Linked DNA regions of Homo sapiens: regions 2, 3 and 4 are each linked to region 1. Evidence: chromatin contacts called from ENCODE Hi-C or POLR2A ChIA-PET data. All regions are on one chromosome and are shown on one strand. The core of a region is the stretch at or near the end of the contact, and the rest is flanking DNA. Distances in the headings are between cores, read along the strand shown.

The links. Hi-C counts contacts between places; a loop is a spot of excess contacts on that map. ChIA-PET counts read pairs that join two places held with the same protein, here RNA polymerase II (POLR2A). Pooled maps may share reads with other maps.
Region 2: a loop to region 1 is called in a pooled map, with 2.6 times the contacts of the local background. The contact joins the enhancer-like site here to the promoter of SPATS2 in region 1. A Hi-C loop is called at or near these places in 8 of 50 pooled maps. POLR2A ChIA-PET finds 5 or more read pairs at or near these places in 2 of 52 experiments (activated CD4-positive, alpha-beta T cell and activated CD4-positive, alpha-beta memory T cell).
Region 3: a pooled map shows a loop between it and region 1 (2.1-fold over the local background). The contact joins the enhancer-like site here to the promoter of SPATS2 in region 1. A Hi-C loop is called at or near these places in 6 of 50 pooled maps. POLR2A ChIA-PET finds 5 or more read pairs at or near these places in 6 of 52 experiments (Caco-2, GM10248, HCT116 and 3 more).
Region 4: a pooled map shows a loop between it and region 1 (6-fold over the local background). The contact joins the enhancer-like site here to the promoter of SPATS2 in region 1. A Hi-C loop is called at or near these places in 1 of 37 single-sample maps with no recorded cell type and 6 of 50 pooled maps. POLR2A ChIA-PET finds 5 or more read pairs at or near these places in 4 of 52 experiments (CD4-positive, alpha-beta T cell, CD4-positive, alpha-beta memory T cell, activated CD4-positive, alpha-beta T cell and 1 more).

Annotation. Positions count from the first base shown.
Region 1 is chr12:49,366,109-49,368,808 of GRCh38, forward strand. It overlaps SPATS2 (spermatogenesis associated serine rich 2), which reads left to right and starts at 1,354. Exons shown (of 14, transcript NM_023071.4): 1 at 1,354-1,479. RefSeq lists an enhancer at 434-693 and silencers at 984-1,463, 1,484-1,533, 1,564-1,633.
Region 2 is chr12:49,087,072-49,089,771 of GRCh38, forward strand. It overlaps DHH (desert hedgehog signaling molecule), which reads right to left. Exons shown (of 3, transcript NM_021044.4): 3 at 1-2,700. Among named protein-coding and RNA genes, the nearest start is that of DHH-AS1, 3.7 kb to the right of the region's middle. RefSeq lists enhancers at 1,071-1,140, 1,181-1,230. Within about 2 kb of position 1,265, at least 2 of the 41 ENCODE cell types and tissues checked have a DNase peak (open chromatin) inside an H3K27ac peak, as active enhancers do.
Region 3 is chr12:49,643,363-49,646,062 of GRCh38, forward strand. It overlaps PRPF40B (pre-mRNA processing factor 40B), which reads left to right. Exons shown (of 26, transcript NM_001031698.3): 23 at 1-35; 24 at 329-390; 25 at 499-642; 26 at 738-1,303. The coding sequence ends at 830. It overlaps FMNL3 (formin like 3), which reads right to left. Exons shown (of 26, transcript NM_175736.5): 26 at 1-2,541. The coding sequence ends at 2,453. Among named protein-coding and RNA genes, the nearest start is that of PRPF40B, 21 kb to the left of the region's middle. Within about 2 kb of position 1,354, at least 11 of the 41 ENCODE cell types and tissues checked have a DNase peak (open chromatin) inside an H3K27ac peak, as active enhancers do.
Region 4 is chr12:49,661,770-49,664,469 of GRCh38, forward strand. FMNL3 (formin like 3) reads right to left here. Exons shown (of 26, transcript NM_175736.5): 5 at 197-280. Among named protein-coding and RNA genes, the nearest start is that of PRPF40B, 40 kb to the left of the region's middle. RefSeq lists enhancers at 1,119-2,057, 1,631-1,790. Within about 2 kb of position 1,387, at least 32 of the 41 ENCODE cell types and tissues checked have a DNase peak (open chromatin) inside an H3K27ac peak, as active enhancers do; they include CD4-positive, alpha-beta T cell, where a contact is called at or near this core.

The sequences.
Region 1 (2,700 bases), core at 104-2,603:
AGCTGAGATTACAGGCGTGTGCCACCACATCCGGCTAATTTTTGTATTTTTTGTAGAGACGGGGTTTCACTATGTTAGCCAGGCTGGTCTCGAACTCCTGACCTCAAGTCATCCGCCCGCCTCGGCCTCTCAGAAGTGCTGGGATTACAGACGTGAGCCACCGCGCCCGGCCCCAGATTCTAATAAATATTTTCAATGCTGACTGTCTAAATCCCTCTGGCCCCTCTTAATAGACCCCTGACCAGTCGACACTGAGGTAAGTGCTTTATGCATGCAGAAAGGGTGCACAAATACTAGTTAGTTCCAGCACCAGGGAGGTTGGGAGTCTGGCGTCGAAGAGAGTATTTAACAGAAAAGATTCGAAGGGCGGCGGGACCGACCACCGCCGCGTAGAGGGGCTATGCTGACAGCTGGGTAGATCAGAAACCCGACTGACGATCCCGAGGTCATTCTTCCCGCGCCCCCACCGGCCTCTGCGCTCTCTCAGGAGGCAGAGCGACCGCGCGGTCCGGAGGCCCCAGCGTTTCCCGTCGTTGGCGACTCTGAAATTGCCTTTTGGAACAAAACTTGGGTCGGGAAGGAGGCGAAGGGGAAAGCGGTGTGAAGTCCTCGGTACGGAAGAGTGAGCGGCGCTGTACCCGGCGGCCAGAGAAAAAGCTTCCCAACCCGGACATTGAGCAAAAGCCCCGCGCTCGACTCCCCTAGCGGCGCCCGCGTTCGGCCACCTCCGGGGGAGTTTCGGCTCTTTCCGTCAGTTCAGCTCGGGCCCTCCGTTCCCGGCGCGCGCCGGGTCCCTAACCGATGCCGCCGGGTACGAGCTGTGCTGCACGCGGACGCGAGCTCGCGTCCCACCCGTTTTCCCCTTCCATCTACTTTGTCCCCAACCCTCTCCCCGAGTCTCTTCCTTTCCCCGGTAATTCCCAGTCTCCGGTGGCGCGCGAGCCTGCGGACGGTGCGAGACGCGAGGGACCGGGCCCCGAGAAGAGCGGTAACCCGACTGGTCGGAGCCCGCCTCTCGCCGCCCCGCGCCTCTCCCCGATCTTCTCGGTCTCCGGTGCGCGGGCCGTCTCGCCGCTCGAGCCGCGCTCGCGCACCCGTTGGCTGCCACAGCCTCGAGCTTGGCGCGCCGGATTCGCGCCGGCGCGAGTACGCGCCCTGAGCTCTGGCTGGCTGGCTGGCGCGCACGCGCCCGAGAGGGCTCCGGGGCGGGGCGAGCCGCTGCCTGGGCGAGGGTCGGGGTGATCTGCTGGATCTCCGGCAGCATCCTGCAGTCCGGCCCAGGAGAGAAGTGGGGAGGCGGCGGTGGGGGCGGGGCGGCGTCCGGCTCTGAGAGAGCTGGGGGAGGAGCGCGGCGGCGACGGCGGCGGTGGCTCTAGAAGGGGAGGTGGAGGATCTCCTTTCCTCTTCTCAGACCCGGGAGCGTCCGGGACGCGGAGCCCGGAGCTGGGGCGACGAGGCGATTGCGGGGGCCTGGGCTAGGTGAGGCTAAGGGTGCTGGGTGGCGGGGTTGGCGGGGGCTCAGAGGGCGCCGAGGTGCGGGGAGCGGGTTGAGGGAGGAAAAAGAGGGAGGGGGTAGTTGGGGGCGGGGGGACGGGAAGGAGGGGGATGTGAGCCCTTAGAGGCCCGAAGTGCCCAGAGGGTGGAAGGTTCCTGGGGTCTGTGGGGCGGGTGAAACACCCGCGTCGGAGTTGGGGAGTTTCCAGACGGATAGGCCGGGGAAACAATGGAGTGTGGGGGGGACTCTGGCGTGAGCGTGTGTGGGGTATTGGATTTTAAGAAACAACGAGCGAGATAGAACGAAAGAATAGGATCATTTGGGATGAGAAGTACAATGAATTAGGAATGCAGTAGGGATGCGTAAGGTCACCTCCGTGGCTGTGCGAGGTCCTTAGCATTCGGGGGCAATAATGAGATTTGAAAATAAGGGAGAGAAGGGCGTTCTTGGAATTGAAGGGGGAGACGAAATGGAAAATCAGGCGAACAGACGCAGAGACATAAAATAGATGTGGTTAGGACTTGGATTAAAGCAGAAAGGTAGATTCAGTCAGTTTTGGACTACAGTGATATTTTTCTCATAATTCATCCAGAATGATTAGGTTCTTTTAGAAAGTGGATCTTTCTCAAGCTTGTCCCTCTGTTAAGGAGTACAAGCCGTTCTTTAAATAATTTGATTATCGCTTGTCCATTTTATTGATAAAACATGCCTGTGATATTTACTTCCCCTCTGTTTAGCAGGCTACTGTTCCTAATTTACCTACGGTTAATGAAGCAGGAGAGGACAGATCACCAAAAATATCTTGCTTTAAGTTAGGTCAGTGATAATGCAGATTTCAGTGTTTTGGAGAGAACCAAAAGCTTGGTTGTTTGTTTTCAGTTTGACCAAAAGGTGATGGATAAAATTAAGTTACCTGTACTTTGTTAGAATTGCAATTTCTCACTGAGAAATGTTCTTGTGCCATCTGCTACTGGTTTTGTGTTTGTGGGAGAGAGTTGGGGTTCTGCCTTAAATTATTTCTTGATGTTAACTTCAAATAGGCTGCCTCATACCTTCCAGTTTCAATTAAGGTGATTTGGGAATATTGATTATGATGTTTGCATTTCCTTAATATTTGGATTTCCAGACCAAATTTGTGATTGTACTAGATAGAAAATTGCCGATTTTGAAATTGTAATGACCATTGTGTGCTCCTAAGTAGTCCA
Region 2 (2,700 bases), core at 15-2,514, 280 kb before region 1:
TCATCGCCTATTTTGTTGATGGTGAAAGGTGCTGCAATTGGGAGGTGTTGCATGGCCAAGTGAATATGCCCACCTGCTGCACCAAGATGGTGCGCATTGCCGCTTGAAGGCAAGTCATGGATTTTTTTTTTTTTTGAGAGTTAGGAGGGGCCTCAAAGGAATAAAGATAATAAAGGGAGGAAGTGAGGGTTGAGAGGTAAGCCTCAAGCCTAGAAAGTTACTTACAGGATGTAGTTTAAGGGAAACCAATGAGTTCTCCTTGTCCTGAAATATCTCCCTAGCTAACTTATTACAGTGCTAGGAATCATCACCATTATGATTTTATGGTTAAAGGTTAAAACTGTAAGATATATGTATTACTGCTGGGCACAGGGGCTCACACCTGTAATTCCAGCACTTTGTGGGGCAAAGGCGGGAGCCCAGGAGTTCAAGACCAGCCTGGGCAACGTAGCAAGACTCTGTCTCTACAGAAAATACAAACATTAGCCAGGCATAGCGGCATGCACCTGTAGTCCCAGCTACTTGAGAGGCTGAGGTGGGAGGATTGCTTGAGCCCAGGAGGTTGAAGCTACAGGGGACCAAGGTCACACCACTGCACTCCAGCGTGGGCAACAGAGCGAGATCCTGTCTCTTTAAAAAATACATGTATATATATATGCATTACCTGATTACCTGGGAAGGGCAGTAAAACCAAGGAGCCCATCAACATAGGACAACTAATTCATTTATCGGATTAGTCATCACCTGTGGTGACATGACAGGAAGGCACCAGATCTGATAAAAAGAGACAAGGGCAGGTTTAGAAAGTAGGAAAGGTCCACAGCTTGGGATGTGTTTCTGAGACCCGGAAAAACAAAGGTGGCAACAGAGCCTCAGTGTGGGTTGAGGGCAGCAGTGGGTGGAAGGACACCAAAGGTAAACTTGACCTGCTTCCAAATATTGCCTTTATCAAGCACTACCTGGAACCCTATTATGCTTTCACCTCCTTGACAATTGAACTCAAGGGTCATGAGGGTGAGGGACATGAGGCGGCAACTTTGATACATAAGGAAGTCTGGGCTACTACAGGTATACTAGTAGGGCATCTGCAGCTTCCAGGAACCACAGAGCTAAACTAGGCAGGAGTGATGTAAAAGTGCCATGGTTTGGAACGACTTGCCCAAGGAGAAGCAGGTGGACTCCTTGACAGCTCCTGATATGTGTGACTCAGCGCTGGCAGCTTAACAAGGCCCACCCATCATCTCTCCCTCCTGGGAGCGGGCTCCTTTGCGCAGGTCCAGTACACCCTTCCATGTCTGAGACCGCTTGCCTTCCGTTTCAGAGAACCATATGCATAGGCCTAGAATTCTCTTGAAGGCCACCAGAGGGCGGTGTATAGCAGGGACCCTGTGCGATGGGAGCGCACAGCGGCTACTGGCAAGGGCGAGCTCCGGGTGGTACCAACAACCCCCGACTATTTCCTCCTCCCCGCCTCACCTCCACCCAAGACACTTCCCTTCTGGAGCAGCCCAGCTTCCTCCAGAGCTTCCATTCCTAACTCAGGGGCACCTGCCTGCCTGGATTCCAGGTGTCTACTGCGTTGGAACCTAAAGGTTCCAAAAACACCCAGGCTAGGGAAGTAGAGCTGGTGATAATGGGAGAGGGAGGAGGAGGCGCTGAAGACCAAGCCAGTAGAAACAACAATCAGGGCCAGCGATCAGGAGGGGAGCTCGGGTTGTAATGCTGATATGCCCTTGTTTAGGGAATCTACTTCCCCCACATACACCCAGGCTGAATCCATTCTCTCTCTCTGAGCAGCCCTTCAGTAAGGAAATATTCCAGCCTCTTACTGTGCCCCCCTTCCTTTTTCAGGCCATGACTATGCGACGATTGCAAATTATTACCCAGGTTTCCCATGGATCATCAGTTGGCCCAGTGGCATATCAGAAAAAACATCCACCCCATCCAGGCCCTGCCACCAAGGTAGGATGGGGACCAGGACTACTGGCTAACAATAGGGGACTAGATGCTTTGAGTATCAGTACTCATAGGGGCCTGAGCCCCTGCTGGAGCCCCTATAAACAGAGAAGAGGTGTGCACAGTCTTTCCCACCTGGGACAACCCTGGACCCTTCAGCCGCAGGAGCGAAATGCTGGTCCTCTCTGGATGGGAGACGGAAACAGCAGCCTGGAAAAGGGTACGACTCTTGTGGGCTCTGTTGCTTATGGGTTGGGATGCCCCTTCTGAAGGGAGGAAAAGGGTCCCAAAGACCCTGCTGAGGAAGGAGGGGGAGCCGGAAGTAAGCTGTTAACTCAGGTTGGCCACCTTTATCCCCCTCTCTGGAGGTGAATCACCCTCTGAATGGAAGTGTTTTCCAGTAAGCTCCTGAAAGCCTTCCCTTTATTAGCCCACCTTGCAGGAAAACGTCAGATGTCAGACTGGCTGGCTGTGTCAGACAGTGTTAATGCCATGCCCCAGCCCCTCACCTTGGCAAGCTGGGCAAGGGAATCATTATATTACAATTTATAAATAAGAAATAAAATAAAATTATCGGGTGGGGCTGAAGCACTGGGGGAGAGGCTAAATAGTCCTCTTTAAGGAGTGCGCACCATCAGCCCTACCTACCTAGGACCCGGTATCACCTCCTCTCAGTACGAGGTTGCCCCTAAGCCAGGCATAGCCCCATTTTCTCCCTCCCCCTCCCTCTCCCTCCCTTCCAGT
Region 3 (2,700 bases), core at 104-2,603, 280 kb after region 1:
ACGGGGCTCCCCTTCCTCCCATCTTCTTGGAGCAGGTAAGCAGTTGCTGTGAGCGTAGAAGCTGGAGAACTGTTGTCCCAGACTGAGAGGATGCCCTCCACAAGCCCCAGCTCCTTTGAGGGTAGACTGGATTGGGAGGGCTGCACCTGTGGAAGTAGAAAGAACTTCCTCTACCTGCCCAAGCAAGAAGCTGGAGAAGGAAAACTGGACTTAGACTTCCTCAGAGCATGAGGTTCCTGCCTGTGAAGAATGAACAGAGGGGCTAGAACAAAGAAAAAGAGCCTGTCTTTCTCCTGTTGGGACTTAGTAGGGATTTTTCTATCTCTAGATCATGGCCTTCGGAAAGCCAAGAAACCAAAAAAGAAAACTAAGAAGAGAAGACACAAGTCGGTGAGTGAAGGAACTTCTACCTAAGCCCCTGCTATTTTGTGAGTTCTGTTCTACCTGCCTCCCAGGCTATCCACAGGAACTGAGGAGGTGGGCTCTGGACTCTTACAGAATAGTCCTGAGAGTGAGACAGACCCTGAGGAGAAAGCTGGCAAGGAGAGCGATGAGAAAGAACAAGAACAGGACAAGGACAGGGAGCTCCAACAGGCAGAGCTCCCTAACCGTTCCCCAGGCTTTGGAATCAAGAAGGAGAAGGTGAGGGGCAGGGGCCCTAGGCCAGTCAGCACGCTGGTCAAGCTTCCACGGCCCTTAGTGCAGGCTAAGGGTGAACTGTGCCTTTGCTCCAACAGACAGGCTGGGACACGTCAGAAAGTGAGCTGAGTGAGGGTGAGCTGGAGAGGCGGCGGCGGACACTCCTACAGCAGCTGGATGATCACCAGTGACCCAATGAGCTGTTCTCTGCCTCGGGTCTGTGTGAGGCCATGGCTCCTGGGCCACCCTCACCGTCTGCCTCAGACTTCTTCCTTAGTCTGGTCTGTGTCCACTTTTTCTAAAGTAACCCCACCCCCAGCACACCATTGTTGGCACCTCTCAAGGTTGCTCTTGGTGTTCAAGGGTCCCCTACTCCCTGGACTAGTGCAGTCCTTGCCCTCAGCCCCAGACCAGAGATGGGTGGTATATGCCATGTGGGGTGGGTGATGCCAGTAGATAAAAGTGTGAGAGAAGGGGTCTCCAGGGAAGAGTCACAGGCTGTTGGACGCAGCCTGGGTGGCAGAGGGCAGGGTCATCACCCTCTAGCATCAGTGCCTGCTCCTGCCTGCCCTGGCCCTGAGGCTCCACCACTTCTTCCTCCACCCAGGACCTAATGTACGTGTGTTTTGTTTTTTGTTTTTTAAATAACAATATTTATAACATGGCCAGTGACTCTTTTCCATGTGCTACTGGGGCAGGCTGGGGACTGGACACATGCCCAGCAGAGGGCACTAGTGTCTCATGGCAGGCCTGCTTCCCTTTGTGTGGCTAGAGCCCACCTAGCCGGTTCTCCTTTCCCCAGAGTTCTGATCTCATCTCCTCCAAAACAGATGCAGTGCCCCAAAGATTTCTTTTCTATCCCCATAGCCCAGGTCAGACTAAATGGCCACCCTAGCCCCCTAAGCTCAGAAAGAGGAGACAAAGTCAGGCCTGGTGCATCAAGCCTTTGTTGAGAGGGGGAGAGTCTGAGGTTTATGTACAGTAAGAGGAAAGGGAGGTGGTACATGTACAAAAAAGTGGGCCCCCACATTCCCTTCCAGGGGCAGAGGAGAAACGGGAAGGTAAGCAAATAGCCAAGACCACCATGCTCCTTGTCCCCTGCCAAAAAAAAAAAAAAAAAAAAAAAAACCGTAGCTGAGGAAAGAAGGTGAAGAGTTGGCACACCCTTTCTCCAGCCATCTGCAGAGAGTGGTTGGTGCAGAGAAGACCTCTGCTCTTCTGCCCACCTTGACAAGGACAGTGTGAGCCTAGAATGAAATGGGCAGAGAAATAAGGGCAGTGAGCCTGACATCTCTCCTCTTACCCTTATCACTAGGGCACAGCTGGCACGGCCCATGCTTCAGAGGGCCTTGCTCCTGGTAAGAGATGAACTGAGACTGGCAGGGTCCCAGGGCTCCCTAAGCCTAGATACATCTAGACCAGAGCTGACCATGGGCCTGCAAAAAGGAAGGGAAAAAAAAAGAAAGAACAGTTGCTCTCTCCTCTCATCCCTCTGGGCTCTAGTGGGAGAGATCTATGTGCCCTGTTTAGGCTAAGGCTGGAAATGGTTTTTCCTAGCCCTGAGCTGACCCTTGGTGACCCTTCAGGAAATGAAGTCAAAGACCTTGGGGGCAAAGTGCAGTACTGGAAGCACCAGGGACCTACAGACCTAGTGCCCATAGTGGCACAAGTAGAAAGATCCAGCCTCAAGAGCTGGGGCGGACATGGTTGAGAGAGCAACACAGCCCTCTCCTGAGCCCTTGGCCAATTCCAGGTCCACTGGTTGGACTTGTAGGACTCTGAGGGGTGAAGTGCTTCTGCCTCCGAGAGGGTCTCAGTGGGGGCCTGGAGCCCGAGGGGGACCACTGGGCGGTGCAGCACTCCTGGCTTGGTGGCGAACAACCATAGGCTGGCAGTGGAGGCCTGTGGGGGAAGAGAGAGACCTGTGAACAGGATGGGAGGGTGAGCCAGGACAGTGCCCTCAAGAGCAGCCCCACAGGTAGGGCCAGGGAGGAGCCAGCAGTGAGGCAGATAAACAGGAGGCTTAGATAAGGCTTGAGGGGTACCCAGTTGGGGAAATTG
Region 4 (2,700 bases), core at 137-2,636, 300 kb after region 1:
GTGCCATTCTTCACTGATCCCCAGACATCTCCGGGCTTGCCTGCCTACTTCCACACCACTGCTTGGGCTACTCCTTCCTGTCCAGGATTCCCATTTCCATCTTCATTGTTGAACTCTCACCCTTCCTTATCAAAGTAGAATGGAACTATGTCCTCCCCCAACTGGTCCCCAACTTCAGCCCCGGGGTGGTACTCACATGACAGAACACTGGGCAAAGGACAGGTAATCCACCAGTACATCCAGGCCTTTGTTTTCATCATTCAGAAATTCCCGCACCCACCTGCAGATAAAGGAAACACAGTGGAAGGGGTCTGCTAAAAGTGGGTCAAGGATGAGGGGGGTGACATGCCTCTGACCCAACACCTCCTCCTCCTGGAACCCAGCACCAGGCTAAGAAAATTCTGAAGATCAAAACCCATGACAGACCCATCCACGGTCATGGACTTCCCCTAGGCAGGGAAGTCAGGGATGGGGAAAGTTCAGGCCCTTCTAATGCCACTTGCTTTATCGTGAAGGTGCTTCAGACAAACAAGCTCTCAGGTACTCCCTCCTTAAGGGCCAGACCCTGGCTCAATTATTTTCTGCATCCCTCCACATGTCCTTGCTCAGTGTTTGTTGGAAGAATTTAGGAAGCATCAAGAGCATTTACTACAGGCCCGTGTGCAGAGTTGTGCTTGACCGAAGCCAGCAAGTCTCCAACTTGACTGAAGCCTCAGTCAAGACCCCAGCAGGAAGGGTCAAGGAGAGCTCTGGAACAGAGGCATCCTGGGGCAAAGCACTCTCTACTAAGTTTAAGGAGAGGAGTTTTAGAAAGCAGTGAGCAGAGATGTATAGAAGTTCTGTATTTAGTCATGTTGAGTTTGGCAGAACCAGAAAAAGCATGGGAGATGAACAGGAACTCAAGGAACTCCAGGATGTCTATGACCACTCAGAGTCAACCTGAGTACGTGGGTCCCCCTCAGCCAGGAAGGTAGACAACAAAGCACCTAAGGACCATATCCCAGGGCATTATTTTCCCTTCTGCTTTCAGTTCTTTTGGGCTGAGATATTCCTGGAATGAAAGTCAAGGGCAAATCTAGGGAACTGTTATATGACAGGTTCATTCCATAGCAGAAACATAAAACGCTCAGGATGAAACCCTAATCTAGAGTGCTCTACTCCTTCAGAATTTCTGGGGGTCTTTATAGGAAAGCTCCTCCCAAACTGCCCTGCGGGGCCTTTCTCCCCAACAGCTGGAAAACCAGTGCCATGTTGGCCAGCCACACCCCAAACTACAGAGAGACTCTGGAGCTACAACACCAGGCCCAGCTGAGATTAGGCAGCAGGCTCTGGCTGAAGCTGACTGACACCGGAGCTGCCTGAAGTTAGCTTCCTCTCTGGGGGCCAACAGGCCTCCCGTTTCCTGTCTGTCTGCTCTCCAGCTCCCCACCCCCTTCTCATTTCCTGTCTGAGTCTATACTGCTATTTCGGGATCTTGACACTTTGAGGAGAGGTTAAAGGGTGCTTAGGCAAGGCACAGAAACCAATACAAACCAGGGAAAGAGGAGCTGGAGAGGCTCTGGAATCCCACTTCCCAGCCTATCCCTCTCCAGAACCTGAGTTCCCATCTGCTGCTCCTGCACACCCAACTTCTGCAAGCCCTGGGGCTGATCAGGCTGTGACCAAAGCAGGATCCTCCTCTCCCCACCTTGCCCTGGGTTCCTGCCACCCTGAAGCACCCACAATCTGACAAACTCTTCCTGCCCAGAAATCCAGGAAGGATCTTGGTCCTTCCACATAACTCTACCCAGAGAAGCCGCAGTTCAGATGGCAGGCATGCCTAAAATGCCAGGCACTGAGCTATTCCCTGGGAACAAAGGACCAGGTCCAGGACCTCTAACTTGTGTGCCAACTGCCAAGAGGCCCCAGGCCTGGGAACCACGCTGCTTTGGACATAGCTCCTGGCCAGCAGCCAGAGGGGCAGGCACCAGGTAGAGGGGGCAGGCAGCAGGGACTATCATAAACTGCTCTGTGGCCTTCTCCCAATAAAAGCACACCCCTATCCTCAGATGACTACAGCAAGACTTAATCAAGAAAACAAGGCTAGGTACTAGTGGCTCCACTTTGGGATCCTCAAGGAGGATCACTTGAGCCTAGGAGTTCAAGACCAGCCTAGGCAACTATCTCTACTAAATTTTTTTTTTTAAGTGGCCAGGCAGGCCAGGCACGGTGGCTCACATCTGTAATCCCAGCACTTTGAAAGGCCAAGACAGGCAGATCACTTGAGCCCATGAGTTTGAGACCGCCTGACCAACATGGTGAAACCTCATCTCTACTAAAAATACAAAAATTAGCTGGGCGTGGTGGTACACGCCTGTAGTCCCAGCTATTCGGAAGGCAGAGGCAGAATGGCTTGAGCCTGGGAGGCAGAGGTTGCAGTGAGCCAAGATGGCGCCTGGGCGACAGAGCTAGACTCCATCTCAAAATATAAATAAATAAATAAAATAAAATGGCCAGGCATGGGTGTGTGCCTGTGCTCCCAGCTACTTGGGAGGCTGGGATAGGAGGATCACTTGAGCCCTGGAAGTTGAGGCTGCAGTGAGTCATGATCATGTCACTGTACTTTATCCTGGGCAACAGAGCAAGACCCTGTCTTAAAAAACAAATAAACAAAAAGAAGACAGAAGGGCTGAGAGGGACAGAAGGGACCTATGGAGGAAT